Regions from separate parts of the Homo sapiens genome. Here region 2 is linked to region 1. Evidence: chromatin contacts called from ENCODE Hi-C data. All regions are on one chromosome and are shown on one strand. The core of a region is the stretch at or near the end of the contact, and the rest is flanking DNA. Distances in the headings are between cores, read along the strand shown. Region 1 holds the start of FAM227B (family with sequence similarity 227 member B). Region 2 holds the start of TMOD3 (tropomodulin 3).

The links. Hi-C counts contacts between places; a loop is a spot of excess contacts on that map. Pooled maps may share reads with other maps.
Region 2: a loop to region 1 is called in a map of CD8-positive, alpha-beta T cell, with 6 times the contacts of the local background. The contact joins the promoter of TMOD3 here to the promoter of FAM227B in region 1. A Hi-C loop is called at or near these places in 1 of 168 maps with a recorded cell type or tissue (CD8-positive, alpha-beta T cell), 1 of 37 single-sample maps with no recorded cell type and 6 of 50 pooled maps.

The regions. Positions count from the first base shown.
Region 1 is chr15:49,617,718-49,622,868 of GRCh38, reverse strand. FAM227B (family with sequence similarity 227 member B) reads left to right here and starts at 2,051. Exons shown (of 16, transcript NM_152647.3): 1 at 2,051-2,169. DTWD1 (DTW motif tRNA-uridine aminocarboxypropyltransferase 1) reads right to left here and starts at 1,821. Exons shown (of 5, transcript NM_001144955.2): 1 at 1,747-1,821. RefSeq lists an enhancer at 1,590-1,709.
Region 2 is chr15:51,827,255-51,832,279 of GRCh38, reverse strand. TMOD3 (tropomodulin 3) reads right to left here and starts at 2,627. Exons shown (of 10, transcript NM_014547.5): 1 at 2,444-2,627. RefSeq lists silencers at 2,068-2,347, 2,568-2,722.

The sequences.
Region 1 (5,151 bases), core at 802-3,301:
AGAAATGTTTATGGCTCCACCTCTTAGTTCACCTATATACTCTCACTTATGGCTGAGGTGGCCACGTAGAAGAGGCCAGCAATTGTAAATCATGGGCAGCTCCCTCCAGTGGTCTCTGAAACTACATGATCAGGGCATCTGTCCTAACCGAGCCAACAGCCTGCCTCGACTGTGAGAAAATCATTGCAAATGATTTTATTGCAAATGGGGTTATTTAAAATTTTTAAAACATACTTGTTAACATCAAATATGTGCAAGGAAGTACAATTTGAGTCATGGGGGCTAAAAAGACTTAGAAAACATAAAGACTGTTCCTAAGGAACTAACAATTTTAACACCTTGATGGTGCGTCCATCATTCTGGAACTTAAGGCTAAAAATACATTAATTTTTTATTCCTCCTTCTACCCAATTTCCACCCCAAATTAATTATACTCACCAAGTTGCATCTACCTTGTATATAATCCTCTATCTTCACTCTCAAAGTCAGGATTCTAATTCAGTTCCTTATTAACTCATAGATGGGCCACAGCAATGTCTTAAACCTCTTTGAGTACTTATTATTAGTTCCACATATTTGACATGGAAAAATGCATTTATTGTGGAGGTACTTTAGTGAATCTATCCCCTCCAGCATTCAACTCTGTAAGAGCAGATTCCTTCCCTGATCTCACCTATTCCTGATTCTTATGCAACAGCAGGAACTCAACAAACACTTGTTAACTAAATCAAAACCATTCTGCAAAACACATCCAGTAAGCATCTCACTACTGAAGTATCTGACAAACTACCTTTATGGGCCGTCTGCAGCCTAGCACAAGTGGCAGGCTGGCAATTTTTTTTTCTCCAAAATAATAACAAAAAGCTTCTACCTCTTCCATTATTGTAAGCTGACTCACCTCCCAATGGAACACTATACAGACTCCCCTGTCCTATATTGTGGACCAATTCAGTATTAGAAAAAAACCACTTCCAATTTTCTTTAGAGTGTTTTTAAGAACTTGGTCACATAGGACCTACAGGTCCAACATTCATTTTTCATAATCCAAGGTAGTAGTACCCTTTTTCATATAGGATCAATGGCCTCTCCCACACCACCCGCCATATGGTAACAAACTGTCTTGCCTTCGTTTTCATGGTGCACTGGGTTAGTCCTTACATGCTGCGATCTACAGTATTGATTTTACCATCCAACTTTGTGGGCCTGGCGACTGAAAATGTTAATATACTTCCTTATTTGTCCTACATTCCCAATAAATAATTTAGACGTAAGAAACAGGCTCTTTTGCTTATTATGTAACCACAACCTCAATATTTTAAATACACTGCATGGCATCACTAATTCTACGTCTGTACTACGCTTCCCCTTCCGTGATAACCAAACCCCCACAAACCACTCCAAATACTAAAAATAAAATAAAATAAAGTATGGGGTTCCTAGGGAACTGACTTTGCCAGGACATACTTTTCGTTGGGGCGGAATGCACCGAAAATCATTGGTAGGAAAAATAATTTTTTTTTTGAGGAAAAATTTGGAAACCTTTTTCCCAAAGGGCCCGCAAGATCCTAAAAAAAGCAAGAGACCGCGCAGAAACCGAGGATCCCCCTCACAGGCGACACCCAGCGCGACCTCCGCTAGGGTCCTGACAAAGAATGTCCACTTCCCGCGGCCGCACCTCTGGGGCCAGACCACTGGTCTCCAGAGAGGCGCGGGGACCTCCACCAGGGATCGGAGTGGTACTCAGACCTGCACACCCGCGAGTCCTCGAACAGCTCCACACGTCTCCAGCTCCGCCCGAGCCCGAGCCACGCGCCGGGCCGTGATCGCGCACGGACCAGACGGAGCGCTTTCCGGGAGACACCAGAGGGAGGAGCCAGGCAGTTACTAGCGTCGTTGCTAAGGCAGGGGCCGCGCACACCGCACACCGCGCGGCTTAAGCAACAGGCTGGGACGACAGCGGGGGGGGGGTTAGACGGGAAGTTCCGCCTCAGCCTCTCAATCAGCGGCGGTGTCGCACTTCTCCCGAGAGGCTCCGGCGAGGGGCAGGGCCGCGTTCGTCCGGGACCCGCCTCAAGCCTCGCAGCCTTTCACCCAGTTTCCTCCCGATTCTTGCTGGGACAACAAAATTGGGAAGCGGTTCTCGAAACATACTGTCAAGGCGTAGTTGCAGTGAGTTGTGAAGAAATGTTGATCCCAGAGAAAAGTTTGCATTTTGCCCACCTCAAAGATATTTTGATTGTGAGAACTTGGTTACATTAGTCTTTCGTGGCTATATCAATATCATTATTTCGTGTGCTGTGTGGTAATGAAAGCTATTAGAAAAATCATTTGTATCTTAATGATTTAGTTTGCATAAAAACACGCATATAGAGTTAAGAGTACTTTGTGTTTTTCCACTTTGAAGTATAATATGTGGATAAGTTATTAGAACATTTGTCCGTGCCTCTCCCCAAACAATGCGCAAACGGAAGTGCACTCTAACAACTAAGATTTTAAAACACAATGGTCAAATGTTGAGCAATGTTTTATTGACTACTCTGAATTTATCAAGTGGTAGATAAAGGACATTACAATGCCCTAGAAGTGCTCACGATATCAAGTAAAGCATGTTAAATTCAAGTACAGAAAATGCAATATTCTTACTACTGAGATAAAAAATGGAATTTAATAAATTACAGGAATTTCAAGAAAGCTGAGAATGGAGTGGTCAATAAAGGCTTCTTTTTCGGACTTGGGTAAGGCCTTGAAGAATGATTTAGGTTTAGGACAGTGTTTTTCAACTGGAAAGGGGATTGTGTGGGACCCATTAGTGGAGGTCTTGACCCATTTGTAAGCAAGGAAATCTCTTTAAACTTAAAAAAAAGAAACAATATAGATTGGAAATATCAGCGCATGTAAGTAAATTTAGTGTTAGTTAGTAAAGTACTGCTTTATGGAGCTTTTAATTGTATATATGCGTGTATGTGTGCACTAGGGCTTGTTTGTAAAATGTATTTCTTACTGTATTTCAAACCTTAAAAAGTTTGAAAGCCAGTGATTTAGGGAGAAAGGTGAATTTTCTGGGTAGGGAAAGTAGAATAGCAAAGTCTATAAGCCAAGAAGAATTCACAACCATTTTCCTTTTTAGTTTAACTCTAAATTTTATCAAAGTAGTTAAATTGCACAGATTAAAAAGCAAATAATACTACTTGTTAGATTGAGCATTGGGTTGCTATCGTATGTAATAAATTACTCCAAAATATGGTGGCTTAAAACAACCATTTTATTATGTTCACAGGTGGTGTTGTCAATAGGGCATAGTCATCAGCTTTTCTTTGGTAACTCAATTAGAAAGACTAGAGTGGGCATGCTAGCAGAGCTTCTGTAACTATATGGCCGGGGTTTCCTCACAGTATGGCAGCAAGGTAGTCAGACTTCTTAGCTTAAACTCAGAGCTCCAAAGGGAGTGTTGCAATGAACAAGGCAAAAATTGCCTGACCTTTTCTGACCTTGCCTCAAAAAGTAACGCGGTGCTACTTCCCCCACTTTCTTTTGCTTACAAATGTGTCAAAGTCCTGTTCCATTTTAGGAAAGGAGACATAGATCCCTCTTCTCAAAGGATTGGCAAAGATTTCTTGTCCATGTTTTAAAACCAGCATAGTGAATTTACTTCTGTAACAGAAAACCCCAAAATATCGGTGGTTTAATACACTTTTTTTTTTCCTCACAAAAGATCCATTGTGGCTATTTCTAGGCAGACGAAATGTTAAATTCAAGGCCAGATGTTTTTATTTTTAATGGTTCTGCTGCCTTCTAGGACTAGCTTGTTTGACAAGAAAGAAAGTATGGCAAATTACCCAAGGTTAACTCTAAAAATGACATGTATCAATTTGGCCACATTCTGTTGGCCAGAATTTAGTCCCAAGGCCCCCACTTTAACTGCCGGGGATCCTGAGAAATGTAGAGAAACACACACATATTGGTGAGCACTAACAGTTTGCCACATTCTAGGTTAAAGAAAACCCTGTAGTACCCAACCCTTCTACTCTATTCTCAATTCTTCTCACCAAAGGAAAATTCAAGTCTTTTAAATATTTCATCTGTTACCCCCATGTCTAAATATACTTACATTGCAGTTTCTTGATTTTCCAATTTCAGACATTACCCACTGACTTTCTCCTGTGGAAGGCAGTGATAAAGGTCTTTTGTAACAACACCACCTCCAAGTGTGTGAACATTCCCTCTCTACCTCATACACTCTTCTTGTCCCTTCACCTGTCAATAGTGATATCATAGGCTTTGGCTAAATCAACATTTAGTGTTATCACTACTGTCTAGGTAAATGTCATTCAACCCCAAGGCACATAGTATACTAAGATCGCATTAACTTTTAATACAACTTTTTACTTTCCTTTCTCTTAACTGCCATTTTTAATGTATTATTTATCTGTTCTCAAACACTGGCAAACTGCTAAAGCATCACAGTGAAATACATCAGTTAATCCAGTAGATTTTTTTTCCTTACAGATACTCTTCCTACAGCGTTACAGCCTTTAGTTTATTTAGGATTGCTGGTTTCTCCAACATAATACTGCTCTCCTGTGTGTTAGATCCCTTGTTTCCTTTTTCTTTGTTTAATCCCTTTTTAAAAATGAACTACATTCTCTAATACCTTCTTGGAAAAAGGTAAATAGGAGTGTAGTAGATAGAATAATGGCCCCCAAAGATGTCTATATCCTTACCTCCAGAACCTGTTGATATTTTATATGGCAAAAGGAACTGCATATGTGATTAAGGAGATGGGCTAAATTACCCTGGATTGTCTGGGTGGCTGGACATAATCAAAGAGTTCTTATGAGAGGAAGACAAGATGTCAAGAGAGGGGAGAAGACTCTACACTGCTGGCTTTGAAGATAGAGGGAGGAGCTCTGAGCAAAGGATAGCAGGTGACTGCTAGAAGCCCCTTTTCTCACAAAAAGATCTTCTGGGAGAAAAAATTATGTGTATTAAGCCATTGATATTTTGTGTTTTTTTTGTTACACAAGTAAATTTACTATGCTGGGCGACAAGAGTGAAACTCTGTCACACACACACACACACACACACACACACAAAACATGAAAGGAGCATAGCCCTGCAGACCCATTTCAGATTCCCGACCTCTAGACCTGT
Region 2 (5,025 bases), core at 1,378-3,877, 2.2 Mb before region 1:
GCCTAATCCCAAAGAGAATAAGGTCCTAGACAGGAACCATGTCATTCATATATATATATATATATATATATATATAATTTTTTTTCTTTTTTTAGAGAGACAGGGTCTTACTCTGTCACGCAGGCTGGAGTGCAGTGGCACAATCATTGTCTCTCACTGTAACCTCAAACTCCTGGGCTCAAGCAATCCTCCTGCCTCAGCCTCCTGAGTAGCTAGGACTACAGGCATCACCACTACACCTGGCTAATCTATTTTATTTTGTAGAGACAGGGTCTTGCTATGTTGCCCAGGCTGATTTCAAACACCTGGGTTCAAGCAATCCTCCTACCTTGGCCTCCCAAAGTGCTGGGATTACAGGTGTGAGCCACCAGGCCCGGCCCTGGCCTCATGTCTTATACATATTCACCAGGAGCCTGAAACATTGCTTTGTACAGAATACAGAATGGGGCAAGACACATACTTGAATTCATGAATTGCCAAATTAATGTGAATGAAAACAATTAAGGAAGGAAGAGGAGGAGAGAAAAAAAAAGCAAAGAGAAAAAAGAAAAACTAGCAAAGAGAAAGGAAAAGGAAAGAAGGAGAAAAACTTATGATGACAATTGTTCTTGTTAGAGTTCATAGGACTACAGTATTTTAAAAAACTGAGAGTTGAAAAAGCCATCAATTATGTATCTAATATCAGTTATCAGTACCAGTATTTAAATTGCTATTAAAAACACCTGAAAATACCTCTAAAATTACCTCCCCACACTTGACATTCAAAGTATGGTCTCTGACAGCATCACCCATCAGACATACAGACTTTGGACTCTACTTCAAACCTAGAATATCCTGAATGAATTATGCATGCTAAAGTGTTTGAAAAGACTGCCCTCCACCATTCAGGGCCTTTCTGTTGTACCAAACCTGTTTTGTTTCAATGGGCCAGTAATTAAGACACGAAAAATCTTTGAATGGGATTTGACCTGTACCTATTTAATTTCAGATGAAGTTATTAATTACAATGTAGGTTGGCATATTGGATATACCACAAAATTTAGGAATTAATCATAAAAAATATGATTAAATAAAATTGAGCAGTAGGTCTACAGCATTCTCAAGAACTCATGTTTGCTCTTTCTCATGTCTATCATAGGACTTGGAATGCATATCGCCAGTGTTTCCTGAATGAGCAAAATAAATGAACTTTTAAAAACGAGAGATATTTAGGGGCAGAATAATCTTGGGGGTCATCTGGTCCAACAACCTAATTTTAAAGATCAGCAAACTACAATTTCTGAGAGTTGCAAAAGCAAAGAAAGCTCAAAGAATTAAAATATATTGGGACATTTTAATTCGTTTTGTTCCTTTCGTAGGAATGTGTAAGAAAGGGGACTGTAACTATTATGATTGCTGACTCTTAAAGGTGAAAAGGTGCCTAGGAAGAAGAAACTAGCAAGAGTAAATGAGACTTGGCAAAGCTATTTTTCCAAGCCTAATATATTTTTGACGGGCCAATTAATCAATTTAATCTGCCAAAAAAATTAATCTGAAGGTTTCTCAGAAAAGGAGAGGAGACATGAGCTGCATGAAAATGTTACAAACCAAGGGAGGCTGCACATAACTAACTTAAATCTCCACAGGCTTATTTCCTGTTGAAGTATGGCCTCCTGGGGTAAGTTTTACTGCAGTGTTCATTGCCAGATGACTTTTGGTTTTAACAGAGGCCAAGGGCAAGTTGGAAATGCGATTCTTAACTAAACATTAAAAAGAAAAAAAGAAACTGTGGCTGTTTCCCATTTCTGTTTGTAATCAGAATGCAGGCTTGCGGAGGAAACACACCATCCCCCGCAAGCAAAAATATAACGACACAGTCACGTCCTCAAAACAAACTAACACACAAACTTCCCAGCCGGATCCAGCTGTGCTGCCTGGGAGCTAGGAACTTAATTCTAAGAGCAGACAGATCAAACCGGTGAATGCAAGGGCAGCCACATTTCAATCACAAAAAGGGTGTGCCCTAAGTTTTGGCTCCCCCACTCCGCCGCCCCACTTTCAACAAGCCGAAGCCTTTGAAGGAGGCTCGGTGCCATCTCGGTGTGATCGCGTCCCGGCGACGCTGGGTAGGGTGCAGGGAGCCAGCTCGGCCGCGGCTCAGCGGGAGGGGAGGGGGCCGGTCCCGAACCCGGGCGCCCGGGCCGCGGGTGATTCACTGGGAACGCCAGGTTCGCGCGCCTAGACCGGCGGGCGACGCCCAGCGCGCCCCACGTCCCCCGCCCGGGCCGTTCGCGCAGAAGCAGCCCCCGCGCACCCCTGCTCCCCGAGACGGACCCGTCGGGAAGGAGCCTGGAGTCGGGCGGCCGGCGGGCAGCAACCTCTCCCTCCTCAGCCACCATGGCCGGTGCGACTCCCTACCCGCGCCCGCAGACGGACTTCCTGGAAAGCACCGGGCTGGGCTTACCTGACTGGCGCCCGCAGGGGCCGCCGACCTCTTCACAGACCCACGGAAACTGCCGGCCGCAAGCCGAGGCTCGGTTCCCAGCACCCGCCGGTCCGCCCGCGTCGGCCTCCCAAAGAGTTGCCAGACCCACCCGCCAGCAGCTCCCTCACTCGACCGCCCTGTAGGTGCGGTGGGTTCCTCCTTCGCCTCCGACGCGCGTGCGCACTCCCGTGCCGCGGGGCATCCTGGGAGTTGTAGTTCTAGCAAGAAGGGCGAGGCTCAACGCTGACCCTGGTCTTTACAATGGGCAGAACGTAGGAAGGGGACTGCGAATACCAACCCTTATCCCAGTCTAAGATAATGTTCTCTACCCGTGGAAGTACCTACTATGGACTTCCCCGAAGCTGGAAATAGTATCTAGAGGCTCTTTGGTATAGATTTCCTTTTTACTTTGACCTTTTGTAAAGAAGCGCACATGGCAGGGCTTGCATTGTAGCCTTGGTTGTTAATGCGAGGACATGACATTGGGGCCTTTAAACTGGTCATGACAGAGTTATAGAAAAGTAAAGGAATAAAATCTAAAGCCCAAGAGAGGCATAAATCATGCGAATGTCACCTCCAGGGTGTGGTGACCTTAGTGGTTTTCTTAGGTATGCGTTTCGGGGATGATGTAGCTATTGCAGGGCAGTTTCTGCCCATCCTATCTTCCCTTTCCATCTTCAAGCTCTACACCAGGCGGTGGGGCTGGCTGCTGTAGTGGGAGAAAAAACAGAATAGGCTGCTCAAGGGGGGGATTGGGGCAGATGGGTAGTCTAGAGGGAAGAGGAAGAGTGTGGGAATCTCTCAGAGGACTGTTTGACAGTGGCCTATGTAATGGCTACCTTTTGTGCGAGGCTCTGAGGAGAGGGAACTGCGACATTTTTCCATTTATTCATTTAGTCACTTACTGGGAATTTTCCTGGCCTGCTCTTCAGGAGTAGACCATCCCCAGGAATAATGCTAAACTTTGACACACCTTTCAAAAATGCAGCCAAAGAAGTGGACTGACGTGCCTGCTTGAGGTACATTCCAGCTACACCCAGTGTGCGAGCCACTTCATGGTTTAAACCTCTCCTGGCATCTACTTCTTCCCCTCAGAGGAGGGAGGACCCTAGGTTAGATAAACATCCTGGAATTTCATGCAACTGGCACCCACTAATTTCAGCAATGGAGATCACTGATGGTTTAGGTTTTTAAGGGAAAAAAACCCTTCTTTTTTTTTTTCCAAGACAGAGTCTTGTTCTGCCGCCCAGGCTAAAGTGCAGTGGTGTGATCTCGGCTCACTGCAACCTCTGCCTCCCAGGTTTAAGTGATTCTCTTGTCTCAGCCTCCCAAGTAGCTGGGATTACAGGCACGTGCCACCACACCCAGCTAATTTTTGTAGTCCTAGTAGAGATGGGTTTTCACCATGTTGGCCATTCTGGTCTTGAACTCTTGACCTCATGATCTGCCCACCTTGGCCTCCCAAAGTGCTGGGATTACAGGCGTGAGCCACCGTGCTTGGCCAGGAAAAAACCCTTCTCAATTGCAAATACTTAGAGGACAGTCAACACTCAATCTTGTGGCCATTGCATTTTATTTTCTATACCATCTTTGGGTCAATCTCTTGGAGATAACAGCTTTCTGAGAGCAATTTCCTACAGAATTCAGGTTCATAAGAATGTTTATACTTATAATACATACCAACCACTGGGCCAGCACTTCATTTGTAATATCTCATCTAATCCTCAAAACTAATCTAGTCCTCAAAACTCTATAAAGAATAAACTGGTATCCTCCATTTCTATAGATAAGAAAATGAAGACTCAGAAAAGTTAAGTAATTTGTATAAGGTCCCAGAGCCAGTAATTGGAGATCCAGAGATGAGACACAGTTCTCTTGAGTCAAATTCTAATGTGATTTCCACTGCTGATCAGACTGATGTGTCTCCTAAATCTCATCAATTTTTTTTTTTTTGAGACAATCTCATTCTGTCACCCAGGCTGTAGTGAAGTGGTGCTATCATGGCTCGCTGCAGCCGTGACCTCCTGGGCTCAAGCAATCCTCCAACCTCAGCCTCCTGAGTAGCCTGAGCAGCTGGGACTACAAGCATATGCCACCACACCCAACTAATTTTTTTAATTTTTTTTTTTTTGTAGAGACAGGGTCTCCCTATGTTGCCCAGGCTGGTCTTGAACTCCTGGGCTCAAGGGACCCTCCCACCGTGGCCTCCCAAAGTACTGAAATTATAGACATGCAACACCATACCCAGCTGATATGGTTTATTTTAAGAAGGACTTTCCTCTGCAATATGGCTTCTTTTGCTTTGGTCAGAGAGACTTTTTAATTCAGTGTCTGACTGACTTAATCTATTACACTTTTCCTCTCTCACCTTCCAATATGGGCTGTTAGGCATATATTAAATATATTTTCGCTATTCATTTCAAATTTTTCCTAACGAATGTATACATCTTATTTTAGTTCCTTTTTCTAAAATAATGCAGTTTGATGGTGGATTTTTTCCTTTCTTCAGGCATACATTATCATATTTTTATCACAAAGCTTATAAACATGAATCTCTTAAA